Regions from separate parts of the Homo sapiens genome. Here region 2 is linked to region 1. The links are chromatin loops, found by intact Hi-C in ENCODE. Cell type or tissue: Caco-2. All regions are shown on one strand. Links, peaks and the distances in the headings refer to the core of each region. The heading gives the core; the rest is flanking DNA. Region 1 has its middle 38 kb from the start of POU3F4. Region 2 has its middle 100 kb from the start of CYLC1.

Evidence for each region. A loop is a pair of places that touch in the nucleus more often than their neighbours do. Peaks named below come from ENCODE experiments on the same cell type or tissue, not always from the same donor. Only the 100,000 strongest peaks of a DNase experiment are listed, where the experiment ranks them.
Region 2: a loop joins it to region 1, with 15 times the contacts of the local background. A loop is called at or near these places in 6 of 110 quality-filtered maps.

Annotation. Positions count from the first base shown.
Region 1 is chrX:83,465,924-83,474,274 of GRCh38, reverse strand. No RefSeq gene overlaps it. Among named protein-coding and RNA genes, the nearest start is that of POU3F4, 38 kb to the left of the region's middle. In Caco-2, for the core only: no CTCF peak of the experiment used is centred there; a DNase peak (open chromatin) is centred at 4,494.
Region 2 is chrX:83,757,173-83,765,523 of GRCh38, reverse strand. No RefSeq gene overlaps it. Among named protein-coding and RNA genes, the nearest start is that of CYLC1, 100 kb to the left of the region's middle. In Caco-2, for the core only: no CTCF peak of the experiment used is centred there; no DNase peak of the experiment used is centred there.

The DNA.
Region 1 (8,351 bases), core at 252-8,251:
AACCCTTCTCTCCAGAGGCCTTTACCTTTTTTTCTTTCATTTCAACCTTGGAGAATCTGATGACTATGTGTCTTGGGGATGGTCATCTCTCCCTGGGGTTCTCTGTATTTCCTGAATTTGAATGTTGGTCTCTCTAGCGAGGTTGGGGAAATCTTTATGGGTAATATCCTCAAATATGTTTTTTGAGTTGCTTGCTTTCTCTCCCTCTCTTTCAAGGATGTCAATGAGTCATAGATTTGTCATCTTTACATAAATTCATATTGCTCAAAAGTTGTGTTTTTCTTTATTGCTTTTTCTTTATTTTTTTTTTGAATGACTTATTTCAGAAGGCCAATTTTCGAGCTCCGAGATTCTTTCCTCAGCTTGGTTGATTCTGCTGTTAATATTGGCAATTATATTATGAAATTCTTGAAGTTAGTTTTTCAGTTCTATCAGATCAGTTTGATTTTATCTTAAAATGACTATTTCCTCTTTTAGCTCCTGTATCATTTTATTGTATTCCTTAGATTCCTTGAATTGGGTTTTCACTTTCTCCTGAATCTCAGTGATCTTCATTTCTATCCATATTCCAAATTCTATGTCTGTCATTTCAGCCATTTCAGTCTGATTAAGATCCATTGATGGGAAAGCATTATGGTTGTTCTAAGGTAAGAAGGGAATCTGGCTTTTTGAGTTGCTGGAGTTCTTGTGAAGATTCTTTCTCATATCTACAGGCTAATGTTCCTTCAATATTTGAAATTACTCTCCTTTGGATGGAACTTTTTGCTTTTACCTTCTTTGATGTCTTTTGGGGTTTAATTGTGGTATAAGTTGGGTTCAGTTAAATGGTTTTATTTCTGGGAGATTTTAGGGGACCAAGGCTCAATTCAGCACTCCAGAGCTGTGTTCTCTAACTTTGGGGGACTTGAACGAGGCCTTTGGCTTTTTTCCTCTGGCCTCTCAGGTTAGGAACCTGTTGTGCTGGAGCAGCTGAGGTGTTTCTGGTCTGCTGACAACATTTTAATAGGTGGTGCCAGCCAAAGCACTTCGTCATGGCAGTGGCAGTGGGAACCATGCTCGCCTGCACATGCCAGCAGACATGGCAGTGCTGTGGGGTGCTTGCATATCTGCTGGGGCAGGGCATCTTGTACCTATGTTTTTATAATTGCTATATATTCCTGGTGAACTGACACTTTCATCAATGTATAATGGTCTCTTTATCTCTTTTGACAATTTTTGACTTAAAATCTATTTTTTTCTGATATAATTATGTCCAACCTGCTCTCTTTTGTTAGCACTTGCATGGGATATATTTTCCCATCTTTTCACTTTCAGCCTATGTGTGTTATTAAATCTAACACAAATCTCTTATAAATATAATATAGAGGTTGTGTATCTTTTATTAAAAATGTTTGGGACAAGAAGTGTTTTTAGATTTTGGATGTTTTGGGATATTGAAATATTTGCATTGCTATTACTGGTTAGACATGCCTAATTCAAAAATTCAAAATCTGAAATGATGCAAGGAGCATTTCCTTTGAGCATCATATTAGCACTCAAAAAGTGTTGGTATCTGTAGCATTTAAAATTTTGGGTTTTTGCATTAGTGATGCTTGGTTTATAGTTATAACTTTGAAAAAATCCATTCAGCCACTTTATTATTTAATTGGGGATTTTAATCCATTTTGTTACAGTAATTCTTGATAATGAGGGACTTGCTATTGACATTTTTATTAATTTTTCATTGTCTCTGTTGTAGCTATTTTTCTCTCTTTTCCTCTCCTGTTGTATTCCTTTGTACAGTGTTGATTTTTTTGTGATTACATGTTTTGGTTCCTTCCTCATTTTCTCTTGTGTATATTCTATTGATCTGTCCTTAGTGCTTACCATGGGTCATACATAAAACACCTTATAGTTATAACAACCTATCTTAAGCAGATGACAACTTAACTTCAATTGCATGCAAATAGTGTACACCTTTACTTCTACCCCACACTTTATGCTATTAATGTCAAAAATTGCATTTTTATATTTTGTTTCCACTGACATTTTTACAGTAACATTTATTTTTGAACTTTTGTCTTTTATCTTCTATAGCAGAATTAAAACAGGATTTGTTTATCACCATTATAGTATTAGAGCATTCTTCATTTTTCTATATATTTACTTTTACGAATGAGTTTTATACTTTTATATGTTTTTGTGTTGCTGTTTAGAATGTTTTTATTTCACCTTGAATGACTCCTCTTGGCATTTCTTGTAAGGCAAGTGTAGTGTTGGTGAACTCCTTCAGCTTTTCTTTGTTATAGCAAGTATTTCTCCATCATTGTTAAAGGATAGTTTCCCTAATAGAGTATTTTTTGGTGGGCAGTTTGTTTTTAACTTTCAGCACTTTGAATATATCATTCCGCTTTCTTCTGTTCTGAAATGTCCCTGCTGAGAAATCCACTTATAGTCTTATTGTAGTTATTTTGTATGTGTCAAGACTTTTCTCTTGCTATTATAAAAAAAATGCTGTCTTACTTTTGACAATTTGATTATCTTGGTGTGGATTTCTTTGGATTCACTCTAGTTAGAGTTTGTTGGACTTCTTTAATATGTATGTCCATTTTCTTTCCCAGATTTAGGAAGCTTAGGACTACTATTTCTTGGAATAAGCTTTTTCCTTCTTTTCTCTCATTTTTCTTTCTAGAACTTTCTTAATTCTTAATTTGTTCCTCTTGATTGTCTTCCATAAGTTCCTTAGCGTTTTTCCCTATATTTCATTTTATTTTATTTTCGTTCTTATGACTGCATAATTTCAAATGACTGATTTTTGATTTTGCTAATTCTTACTTCTGTTTGATCTTGCCTGCTGTTGGGTTCTTCTTCTGAATGGTCCAGTTCAGTTTTTTGTACTCTTTAACTCTAAAATTTGTTTGCTTTTTAAAAAATATGTTCTATCTCTTTGTTTGTATTCTTATTTTCTTCATGAATGGTTTTCTTGAGCTCACAGAGCATCTTTATTATGATTGTTTTGAACTTGTTTCAGGTAAGTTGTATATCTCCATTTTTTAAAGATCAATTTCTGGAGATTTATATTGTTCCATTTTTTTCAAAGTTTAAAAGTGTTAGTTGTATTTAATTGCAAGTTCCAATTAATTCTAATTCTAATTCTAAATATGATTTCATGATTACCTATGCTCTTCTACTTTTGTATTTTTTGTATAGTACATTCATTTAATATTTGTGATTCCTAAAGAATTTTGGACTGGCAACACAGATTCTTAAGCAAGAATCAATAATTATTTATATTTGTTGTTAATTCTTATGTTTCTCATATAAACATACAATTTAGATATTCTTAGCCACCCTCTCAGGTTGATAATGCACACATAAAGTGAAATACATTTTAACATAATTTCAGAGATTGCTATAATTTTCATTCAGGGTTGATTTTTTAAGCCACTTTAAAACAATTTTTTTTCAACTTTTATTTTAGATTCAGAGAGTACATGTGCAGGTTTGCTATGTTGGTAAATTGTGTGTCATTGAGGTTTAGTTTACAAATAATCCTCTCACCCAGGTAGTGACATGAATAGACACTTTGCAAAAGAAGACATACAAGTGGCCAAGAAACAGATGACAAAATGCTCAACATCATTAATCATTAGAGAAATGCAAACCAAAACCACAACAAGTTACCATCTCATACCAGTTGGAATGGTCATTATTAAAAAGACAAAAAATAACAGATGTTGGTGAGGTTGCAGAGAAAAGGGAACTCTTTCTCCCTGTTGGTGGGAATGTAAATTAGTTCAGCCACTGTAGAAAGTAGTTTGGTGATGTGTCAAAGAATGTAAAACAGAACTACCCCTTGACCTTACAATCTCATTATTGGGTAGGTACTCAAAGGAATATAAATCATTCTACCAAAAAGATATATGCACTAGTATGTTTATCACAGCACTAGTCACAATAACAACGACATGGAATCAACTTCAACGATTACCTTCAAGGGCAGACTGGATAAAGAAAATGTGGTACATATATAGCATGGAATACTATGCAGCCATAAAAAATAAAATTATGTACTTTGCAGCAATATGGATGCAGCTGGAGGTCATTATCTGAAGCAAATAGCACAGAAACAGAAAACCATGTTCTCACCTATAAGTGGAAGCTAAACATTGTGTCCAAGTTGACATAAAAATGGAAACAGTAAACACAGGGGACTACTAGAGGAAGAAGGGTGGGAGGTGAGTGAGGGTAGAAAAACTACCTATCAAGTATTGTGCATCATTTTTTAAAGCCATGTTTCCTGGCTTCTTTGTGTGTCTCACAACTTTGTACTCGGTTCTGCACATTAGAAAAAAAGTCACCTTTCCCAGTACTTAGGGACTGGCTTCATACCAGGAGGGACCCTCACCAATTAGCCTATCTTTAGATTCTGAGGGCCTCTGAAACCAGTTTTGGAGGGATGTCACTTCTCTGGGTATGGGCATGCAATTTCTCAATTGCTTGGGCTCATAGCTGGTAATTTCTTGCTCCCTCTGGTGTCTGTTTGTGGCACTCCAAGTTGTCTGCTTCTGTAATGGCATTACACATCCTCTTTTGTTCTTATCATCCACTAGGCACCCAAATTATGTCAGCTCTTTATCAGTGTCTCAAGTAAAATGAGACAGATGCTAATCCCTTAGGCAGCCCTTTAAAACTATGAAACAGTGGATAAAAATTTCAGTCTTCTCCCTCCCTTTCATGGGAGGAGCCTCAGATTTTGCACCTTCTCTTGATTTTGCCAATCTGTGCTGGCCTCAGTAAGCTGCCCCTCCTGCTCATCTTTGCTTTTAGTAGCCCCTAGGCATCCAAACTATGCCAAGCCCATCAGCACTCTGAGTGAAATGAAAAGTCATTCTTTCAGGAAGGCTGCAGAAAAGCCAAAAATTTGTATACATTTTCCACTTTTTTCTCCCTCTCCCTTCCTCTAGGGAGAAATAACGAGCTGAGACATTTTTTTCTCTGGAACAACCTGTGCTGTCTTGGGAAGTGCCTAATGTTGGTAAATCTTAATTGCTCTTCTTTCCCATTTCAATGTGCCTGTTCTCAGCTCTATGCTTACCTGGGGTACAGCAAATTCCTATCTGGAGTTTGGAAATATCATAAAAGTATTTTGGTCTATATATAATTGTTCAATTGTTGCTTCTGTGGGACTTCCTATTCTGCTATCTTTTTGATGTCACCGTCTGCTTTGTGTGGTTTTGATATTAAGAATATGTGAGCCTCATAAAATGAATTGTGAAACATTTCTGCTTTCTCTATTCTTTGGGAGAACTTATGTACGATTAAAGTTTCTTCCTCTTTGAATGTTCAGTAGAATTCAGCAGTGAAGTAACCTGGTTATGAATTTCCATTTCCGTAGTGGATAGCTTTTGCTTATGAATTCAATTTTCAATCAGTTATAGAAAAATTCAGTCTTTCTGTTCCTCTTTTGGGTAGTTTTGGTAATGTCTGCTTCTAGAAATATGTTCAACTAGATTTTCAATCTGGTGTGTCATACATTTATCAGTTATAATCTCTTATCTTTATAATTACTGCAGAAATTGTGATTTTGCCACTGCTTTATTCCAGATGCTGGTTAACTGTTCTTATTTTCTTTTATTCTTGCTCATTTGTGAGAAGTGTGTTTATTATTTACCTTAGAGCAAACTAATTTTTACCTTCATTGTTTTTCCCTATTGTAACATTGTTTTTTCATTAATTTCTGCATTTATCTTATTTTCCTTTCTATATATTTGGGTTTATTTTAATATCAATAACTTATTTTCTTAGGAAATATTATTAGCTAATTAATCTCCATATTTTTTCTAACATAAAATTGTAAGGCTCTTTATTTTTATCATGTTCTGCATCAGCTGCATTTCACAAGTTCTGATATTTGTTAACTTTATTACCATTCAGTTAAAACTTTTTTCATTATCTATCTTCTGCTATTTAAGTATTTAAAGGTATATTCTTAATTTCCATACATATGGAAATTTTTTTGTTTGTTATTGGTTTCAAGCACACTTGCATTGTGACATGAGAATGTATTTTGTATTATTTTAGTTCTTTTATATGTGTTAATGTTAGCTTTGGGGCCACAAATGCGGTCTTTTTATTTCCAAGTATTTAATATATTCTTGAAAAAAATGAGCACTCTGCAGTTTTGTATGCATAGATAGAAACATATCTGCATTAAGTTTGCTAATTGTGTTATTTAAATCTATATTCTTAATGATTTTTTTGTCTCTCTATCTCTGTAACAAACAGAGAAGTTTGTTAAAGTCTTCTATTATGATTGTGAATTTGCACTATCAAGTTTTGCTTTATGGTATTAGGTGTACACTCACAGATAACTTTTATTTCATCCTGATGAAATAAATGTTTTATCATAATATTTTGATCTCTGTTTCTAGTCATCTTTTTGCCCTATCATTTATATTTGGCTGATGTTTTTATAGCCAAATCTGCTTTATTTTATTTCCTGCTTTAATGGTCTTTTTGTCTCTTTATTTTAGCATTTTTGTATCTTTATGTTTTAAATCTGTTATTTGCAGTTAATATTAATTTGAGCTTTCTTTTTTTTCCAGTGTGACAATTTTTTTAAATGATAGCATTTTGTCCATTTATGTTTAATGTGATTAATGATACATTTGCTATTTAAATCTACAGTCTTATGTTGTGCTTTTAATGCCTTATCTTTTCTACTTTCTTTTTCTGTCTTTAAATGCTTCATTTTTAATGTATTAAGTAATTTTTGTTATTATTTACATTCCCTTTTTTTTGTTTGGAAGTCATAAACACTTCATTTAGTTACTTTAAAATGTATTATACATGTCTTTTACAAGAAAAAAACAAACAACCCCATCAAAAAGTGGGCAAAGGACACGAACAGACACTTCTCAAAAGAAGACATTCATACGGCCAACAAACATATAAAAAAAGGTCAACTTCACTATTCATCAGAGAAATGCAAATCAAAACCACATTGAGATACCATCTCATGCCAGTCAGAATGGCGATTATTAAAAAGTCAGGAAACTGATGCTGGAGAGGCTGTGAAGAAATAGGAATACTTTTACACTGTCTGTGGGAATGTAAATTAGTTCAACCATTGTGGAAGACAGTGTGGTGATTGCTTAAGGATCTAGAACCAGAAATACCATTTGACTGAGCAGTCCTATTACTGGATATATACCCAAAGGAATATAAATCATTCTATTATAAAGATACATGTACGTGTATGTTCATTGCAGTACCATTCACAATAGCAAAGACATGGAATCAACCTAAATGCCCATCAATGATAGACTGGATAATGAAAATGTGGTATGAGTACACCATGGAATACTATGCAGTCATAAAAAATGAGTTCATTTCCTTTGCAGGGATATGGATGAAGCTGGAAGCCATCATCCTCAGCAAACTAACACAGGAACAGAAAACCAAACACCTCATGTTCTCACTTATAGGTGGGAGCTGAACATTGAAAACACATGGGCATGGGGAGGGAAACAACACACAGCAGGGCCTGTTGGGGGGTGGGGGGTGAGGGGGGTGTGTCAGGGTGAAGGGAGGGTACTTAGAAGACGGGTCAATAGGTGCAGCAAACCACCATGGCACACGTATACCTATGTAACAAACCTGCATGTTCTGTTCATGTATCCTGCTTTTTTAGAAGAAATAAAGGAAAAAATATATATCTTTACATTATGAAAACTGAATGATAATATATACTACCCTTATCCAGGACAATATGAGGAATTTATAACATTTTAACTGTTTTTTTCCTCTGTTCCTGACTCTAATGCTGTGTACTATATTTTAATCCTTCTCTTTTTCCTCTTTCTCTTCTCTCGTTTTTACTCTCTCTCTCCCTCTCTCCACATATACATATATTAGCACAAGATATCATATTCTTATACATCGAATATTAACATAGATTTTCCTACATATTTAAGATTTTCATTTTTTCCCATAACTGTGATTACTTATTTAATTTTTTTTTTATTTCTAACTGATGAATATTTTAGTATTCCCTTTAGTGTATGGTTTCTTGTGGTGAGCATTCTCAGTCGTTGCCTGAAATTGTAATTTATCTTGTCTTCATTCTTTTTTTTATTATTTATTTTTTTTGATACGGAGTCTTGCTCTGTCGCCCAGGCTGGAGTGCAGTGGCGCAATCTCAGCTCACTGCAAGCTCCATCTCCCAGGTTCATGCCATTCTTCTGCTTCAGCCTCCCAAGTAGCTGGGACTACAGGTGCCCACCACCATGCCCGGTTATTTTTTTTTTTTGTATTTTTCATAGAGACGGGGTTTCACCATGTTAACCGGATGGCCTCGATCTCCTGAC
Region 2 (8,351 bases), core at 38-8,037, 290 kb before region 1:
TAAAGACACATGCATGTGTATAATGTGTATGTTTATGGCAGTACTATTCTCAATAGCAAAGGCATGGAGTCAACCTAGATGCCCATCAGTGGTGGACTGGATAAAGAAAATATGTTACATATACACCATGGAATACTATGCACCCATAAAAAGAATGAAGTCATGTTCTTTGCAGCAACATGGATGGAGCTGGAGGCCATTATCCTAAGTGAGTTCACAGGCACAGAAAACCAAATGTCACATGTTCACACTTATAAGTGGTATCTAAACACTGAGTACACATAGACACAAAGAAGAGAAAACTAGACACTGGGGCTTACTTGAGGGTGGAGGGTACAAGGAAGGTGAGGATCAAAAAACTACCTATTAGCCACTATGCTCATTACCTGTGTGATAAAATAATCTGTATACCAAACCCCTATGACATGCAATTTACCTATATAACAAGCCCACACATGTACCCACTAAACCTAAAGTAAAAGTTGGAAAGAAAAAATAAATGCATTTTTGTATATTAATTATACCTCAAGCTATTTGTTTTAAAAGCACATTATTAAGAGAGTAAAAAGGCAATTTAAAGCATGCTAGAGAATATTTTCAAATCGCATATTTAATAAAGGTGTAGTATATAAAATATGCAGAGAACTTTTACAACACAACAACTTTTTAATTGGGTTGTTTGTCTTCTTTATTATTTTGTACAAAACAATAAAAAAATCTGAATGGACATTTCTCCAAAGAAAACAGTCAAATGGCCACCAAATACAGGAAAGGATGCTCAACATCATTAGGCATTAAGGAAATGCCAATATAAACTACAATGTGGTATTACTTTGTACCTACTAGGATGGCTATAATAAAAGAAAAAAATGGAAAATTAAAAATGTTTGCAACGATGTGGAGAAATTGAAACCCTTGTGCATTGCTGGTAGGAATGATAAATATTTCAAATTATTGGAAACAAGTTGGCAGTTACTCAAAAATTACTTAAATTTTAGGTTTAATAGATTTTCTATATGACTTCATAATTCTGATTCTCAGTACATGCCCAAACGGTTTGAAAATAGGTACTCAAAAATACATGTGTTTATGTGTTCACTATTCAGAATAGGCAAAAGGTGGAAACAGATGAAATGTTCATCAATAGATGAATGTATAACAAATTGTACATTCAGCTATAAAATATAATTGAATACTGACACATGTTACAACATTGAGGAACCTCCAAAACATAATATTAAGAAGAAAAAGACAGACACAAATAGTCATATATTACATGATTCCATTTATATAAAATATTCATAATAGATAAATACATGGAGATGGAATGCAAAGTGATTATTGCCAGGGAGTAGATAGGAGGAGAAAAAAGTTGGGAGAAACTGCTTAATGGGTAAGGGGTTTTACTTTGGAGTGATGGAAATATTTTGAACTAGATAGAGGTAGTGGTTGAGCAACATTGTGAATGTACTAAATGCCACTGAATTTTTCACTTTAAAATGGTTAATTTTATCTCATATTAATTTCACCTCTATAAATTATTATTTTATAAAGAATGTATAGTTCATTCCCACCCCCTCAGCTGATAGTAGCCGTCAACTCTTTGAGTAATATATTAGTTTTCCATTGCTGCTGTAACCAATTACCACAAACTCAGTAGTTGAAAGCAACACATATTTATTATCTTACAGTTCCGCAGATCAGAAGTCTAGAATCTGTCTTACTGAGCTATAATTAACGTGTCAGCCGGATGCATTCTTTTCTGGATGCTCTAGGAGATAATCTATGTCTTTGCCATTTTCAGCTTCTACAGTCTGCTCATATTATGTGGCTTGTGGCCCCTTCCTTCACCTTCAAACCAAGTAATTTTGCACCTCTCCAACCATTGTTCCACAGTCACATCTCACTCTGACTGACTACAGCAGGGAAAAGCTCTCAAACTTTGTGGGTTTATGAAATTAGATGAAGTCCACGTGGATAATTCAGGATAATTATCCGATCTCAAGGGCTTTAATCACACCCGCAAAAGTCCATTTTTTTTTTTTCATTTTGCCATATAAAGCAGCATATTCACAGGTTTCAAGGATTGGAATGTAGACATTTTTGGGGGTCCATTATTCTGTCTTTCACATGCTGGGATTTTGTTTCACTGTGGGCTAACCTTAAACGCTATCCATGCTAGAGTAAGAAGAAGGAAATATCTTAACCTAGAGTAAATAGGACAAGAGATACTGCAGATTTCCAATGACATTTGGGTGCCTACTATTTTTAATTAGGTCTGTATGGTCAACTTCTCAAGTGAATAATTTGGTTTTAAAATTTGCCCCACATTTTCCCCATTTGCTGGCTACCCACTATTACCTACCAACAAGGATCAAATCCAGTATAATTTCAAAATTAAACTATTGCACAGTATAATTAGTTGGTTAGCAGAATTTTAAACACAGTTCAAAACTCTGGCTTTACCATTTACTGGATGAAGTACCTTGAGCAGTTACTTAATTTCTCTGTACTTCAGTTTTCTCATCTGTAAATTTGTATATAATAGTATCTACCTCATAATGTTGTTATGAGAATTACATAAAATATGTGTGTAATGTGTGTATTGTATAGAGCAGAGCTCGTGGCCCATAGACAGCTTTCAACTTTTTATCAGACAGACATGTCTCTCCAAGCAGGGAGAAAGCATCCAATACATTCATTTCAATTAAAGTGCTAGAAAATAGATGTGATACAATTGAATTTTATTTTCAAAAGGAGGCATGGAAATAACAAGGTTTAACTAAAAGAGTTCAATCTCTAATGGTAGAACTGATTATATTGTGAGACTTAAATGGGGGAGAAACTTTCAGTGAGGAGTCTTTCTAAGACACCACAGTTAATGGTCACCTCTAATAAGTTTCTGTTCCACCTACTGTTCAAGTTTGCCATTCAGGCATACAAATGCTCAAAATTATTTCTTAATTTGCAAGAAGGACATATTTTCTTTAGCTGCTCCTCACCAAGGCAACATTCTTAGAATTAGTAAATTATTTGTGGAGATGGTCTATATCCATCAAGTCAATTTCTTCCTTTTCATTTCCACTGCCATCATCTTAGACTAGAGATTCAATCCCTCTCCCCTAGACCACTTCATTAGCTTCCAAAATTCATGCAGTATTCTCCTTTTCTACAATCTATCCTCAACAGCAACATAATATCTTTGGTAAAATACAACTTTGACTAAATAATTTCTCTTTTCAATAATCTTTAGTGGTTTCCTGCCCCCTACAAAATTCAGTCAAAATTCTTGCCAGTCATTTAAAAGTATTCACATTCAGACCTCAGCCTGCCTTTACATAGCTTTCTCTCTTTCTTCTCTTCTACGTGTTTCCTCTAGTCCTTTCCTAAAAGACATATCACACATTTTCATCACTACACCTGTGGCCAGAATACTACCTCCCCTGATCTTAATGACCAGTCTAATATCAACTTTGAGATCTTCAACTCTAAGGCATCCATCATATCCTCTAAATTCCTTTAACATTTAGCTCATACACTTTAAGTGATATATAATAGTCACTCATAATGATTTATCTATATATTGAATCCCATCCATTTAAATTATATACTTTTTGAGAGAAGAGATAATGTCCTTCTGACATAACTTGGGACATTTGAGTCAGGATAATAGCTCAACATGTATGAGTTATTATCTGAGACTCCATGAAGCTGGACTTAACTGGGCTTATTAGATAAATGTCAAAAACTGAATAATCAGGAGTGTATGAATATTATAGAAATTGGTAAGCTAATAAATGCAAGAATCTAGATTTGAACAGGTAAAATTAAGAAAGAAAGATCAAAAACAGAGAGACAGAAGAAAGGCTTATGTGAATTCACATATACATAAATGCATAAATTTCAGGGTTTAAAAAAAACCTTAACATGTAATCTAGTCCAATTCCATGTGATGTATGAATCCCTTTGGTCACACTTCCTCATACTGCCTTATTCAATTTTGTGGCTTGTAGAGGATATATGCATATATGTTGAATATTGGATAAATGAATGAAATTTATTCCTTTTACTTATTGCTTAACATCCATAACATGACACTTTAAGGATTTGTTGTATTTTACTTTGCCTTTATAATAAAACCAAAGAAACCTAACAACTAAGTTTCCTTTTTAGAATTCAACTATGTTGTAAATATTATATTTTTTTAGAAAGTATACCCTAAACCTGAGTAACTCTTTGTTCCAATTAGTCATTGTACAATTTAATGCACCTCAGTCACTCTATCAGACCGCCAATCTACCATTTGGTACACTGAAATGTAAATGTTAATAAGGTTTTTCTGTTGTCCCAAAAAAAGGTAATCCAACAGGGAGGCAAAGGGGGTTATAAGGAAAAGAACTTTTGATTGTGAATTTTGAGATTAGATCTGCTATTGACTAGCAGTGTAATTGGTAGTAACTTAACATCTCTGGGCCTCAATTGCCTTTTCTGTTAAACTAAGATAATAAAATCTTGTATCCTTGAGGGCAGAGACTAGAATGAATTAGACTTTCAAATTTTATTCCATTTGGAAGAGTAATTATTCAAAGTAATTGTTGCTAATGGGACATTGATATCAGACTGTAAAGAATACGGTCAAAATATCAGTTTAAAATAATATCAATTAAGCAAAGAAAGCAACCTGATGAATTTAAGCACTAGCAGGAGGAACCTCATCAAAGCTTCTGGTCATTATGTTGGCTAAGAAGTGGAAAGAAGGAAAATAATATCGAGGCCATAATAAGTATTTCACACTAGATTACATAAAATAAACCTAGACTCATTTAAATAAAAATATTATAATAAGGAAACCCACCCTCTTAGCCTATCGAATCAACTTAATTTAATTTGACACATATTTATTAAACCACTTTTATGTGAGGTACTGTGCAAGTTTCAGAAAGGAATATTTCATTATCCTTTCAATCTAGGTACTTATGGCTTAGTGGGAGCAGGCAGACATTTATGCATATTAATAATGCAAGTCGTACTAGAATAAGGGTAAGCCAGAATGAAAAGGAGTTCTATGGGGTTATAAGAAAAAAAAAAAAAAGACTAATGACTCGGAAGATCTGGGAGGAGGCACAGCTGAGACTGTGAAATTTGAACTGGCTCTTGAAGAATGGATAGAAATTTGATCAGCTCTGTCTTGGGGTAGGGATAGTATCAGTCAGTGAGAAATGAACAGCAGGCAAGGCAGAAGGAATACAATGAACATACAACAGAAAGGGCTGGGAAATAATAGGGAGCATCAAGAGTTTTAGGGGAATATTAGTGAGAAATAAAGCTAAAAGTGTGAATTAAAAGGCAAGTTCCCAGTATCCCAATTCGTAATTGGTTTTTAAAAAAACAGTAGTGTTTCCACTTGCTTCAACCTAAGTAAATGTGATTCTGCTCTCAGAACTCTAGAGGGCAGTCTGGCACTTCCTACTAGGGATTAGAACCTAAAACACAAATTTTTTCATTCTAAACATTATTAACACTTTGCAGACATTAATGGGGTTTTTCTACAGATAACCAAAACAACTAATCAATTTTGTCAAATCATTAACAAAACTTGTTGTTACTGGTGTCATATTGACAAAAACTATAGTTGGTTGACTTAAAATTTTCACTTTTCAGGCAAATCCTTTAGTATCTAAAAGAGATATTATCTAAAGATAGTATCTAAAGAGATATAATATTCTCTTTACTGAGATCTCATTGCAAAAATTGTTTTATAGTGACTAGGGTGATAAATATCAGTCCTATTTTATAGGTGAATAAATAAATACAGAGTGAGACAATAGATCAATAATATTTATATAGTAAGTCAAAGGAGGACGCTGAAACAACTAATTTTGGAGAAAGCTATCATTAGTTTCAAAGAGATTGAATACATTTCTCCCATTTCAGGTGCTTTCGCCATTGCATTTAAACACAACAAAAACCCCTTGTAAATAATGCAATTTGTTTTGCTATAAATAAGAATAACTACTTGCATACACATAAGTGTTTTCACGTATATTACCTTGTTTAATCTTCATAAAAACTCACATAATAGACACTGAGCATATTAGTACTCTTATTTTAAAGACTGCTAACTGAAACTCAAATGGATTAGTTGGTTGTCTAAAGTTATGAAACCAGTAAGTAACAAAACCAGGACTAAATTAGAACCTAATGTTGTCACTGCCTAGTCCATTACTATATGTACTATACCTACTACCTACCTTAGTTTTATGAAATTTAACACATTTCAGCAGTTTGAGATAGTCCTAAAAAACAGCTTACAAGTATTTGTCACTGTACAAACCCTCATTGAGAGAGAGACAGCAAGTCACATTCAAAGAAAAACAAAAACATAAATTATGTTTTGATGGTTTTGGTCACTGATCCGAGTGCTCTCTGAAATTAGGGAGAAAATTGTACGTGAATAAAGGGTCATAAGTATTTTTGTTATTGGTATTAATAGAACTAATGGGCTGGATAAATAAAGATGACATTTTAGTTGTAGCCCTGGGTCATATAGAAAACTGCACATTTACACACAAATTAATGTAACAAAGTGTGTCACTAGGAAATAAAAGTTGTTAAGAAAGAATAATATTTTTATTGTTGGAAGTTATGATGCTTACTTTAGTAATTCAAGCTTGGTACTTGAAATACTGTCCTTGCCAGCACTTTTTTAAAAAAAATATTGACAATAGGAAATGCCAGCTCAGGATAAGATAGACACATTTCTATTTAAATTGCTCTCCCTCCAACAGTCTTCTTTATTCTGGGAAGGAGTCCAATTATGACAATCTCATGTGTTCTTGGGTGTAGATTTTTTCATTTGAGGAGCATCAAAGCAGTCCTAAGGGTTTCTTTAAAAAAGGACAGGAGCCTGAGAGGAAGTCTTCAAAAAGTTGGCAAGGAGACAAATAAAATACACTTCACTTTTAAATGAATGCAAAACATTGTGAAACTGTGTCTTAGAGATTATTCCCAACATGCAATTTTAAAAATATTGGCTAGTGTTCACAAAGAAGAGGGCACGCTTACCCCTAACCTCCACATAACAAGCATTCACAATGTCCTTTTCATTAAGATTCTCATTTGTAAGTTTAACTTGTTGTTTTTATTAGGCAAACATTTTAATGTCTTGGGAAAAGGGAAAAACAAAAACATTTTTCTCTTCCATCCTATTTTAAGTGAAGTAATTGAAATGATTATCTTCCATTTATAATTTGAAAAGTCTCCAGTTAATAGATGTTGGGTGGATAGGGGATAAGCTTCACTTTTCTAAAGAAGCTTAATTTAAACATGAATCTATAGCTTGTAGTGGAAAAGTGGGTTTTAAAAATTTCTATTCAGAGCAAAAAGTAAAGAGAAACATGGATCTTCTTCTACTGCCTAAGTTATTTACTTATTTTTCTTTCCTCATGGTGTTCATAGGATTGTCTTACCTACTAAAGAAAGTACACTGGTCAGAACTCTTCACAATTCATCAGTAATAATATCTCATTGGCATAGAAGGAATATAGCTAGTCAAGCAAAATCCCTCGTTTCTCTCAGATTTGACTGGATTACTGACTTTTTCCCCTTAGGGAGCTAGAACTGAATTTAGAAAAGTTGATTTTAGTGAAATTCTCACGATCCCAGAGTTCCACAATAATTTTCTGCTTCTGAAAATTTCTGTGGACATAACCTCATATTATAAGTGAACATTTGAGAGAAAGAAAAACAATTCTTAAAAATAAAAGACTGAGCATGTGATACAAAAAAAAAGATAAGTGAGTGAATAATGATTAACTTTAAGATAAATCTTAAGAAAATGCTTGACATAATAGTGTGGCTGATCTGTTATTACTTATAACTATACTGGTAGTCTGTATCTTTAGCAAGCCTTCACTCTCTTTTCTTGCATAAGATGGACTAATTTCTTCATTTGAAAACTAACTCTGGCAGTAGGTCAGTCTCCAAAACTCCAAAGCAAAAAGAAAGCAAGTTCAATTACATTGTGTTAAATTATATGACTAATTAAAGGACACATATATGAGACATTCGATAGCATAGTGGACGCTACCTTCAATTAGATCTTCAGTAAGCAAGTGTCTTAGTCCATTTTGAATTGCTATAGCAGAATACCTGAGACTGAGCAATTTATTTAATTATTTATTTATTTATTTTTTGTTGTTGTTGTAAATAACTTCAATGTATAAATATACACAGTGCTTTGCAAATCCCAAAAAGGAATTCCTTACTCTTTGTCCATTCTGATTGTCATCTGCAGGCTTTAGAGTAGGAATGTTCCATTTTCCACCCCACACCTTGACTACCACCCCTCA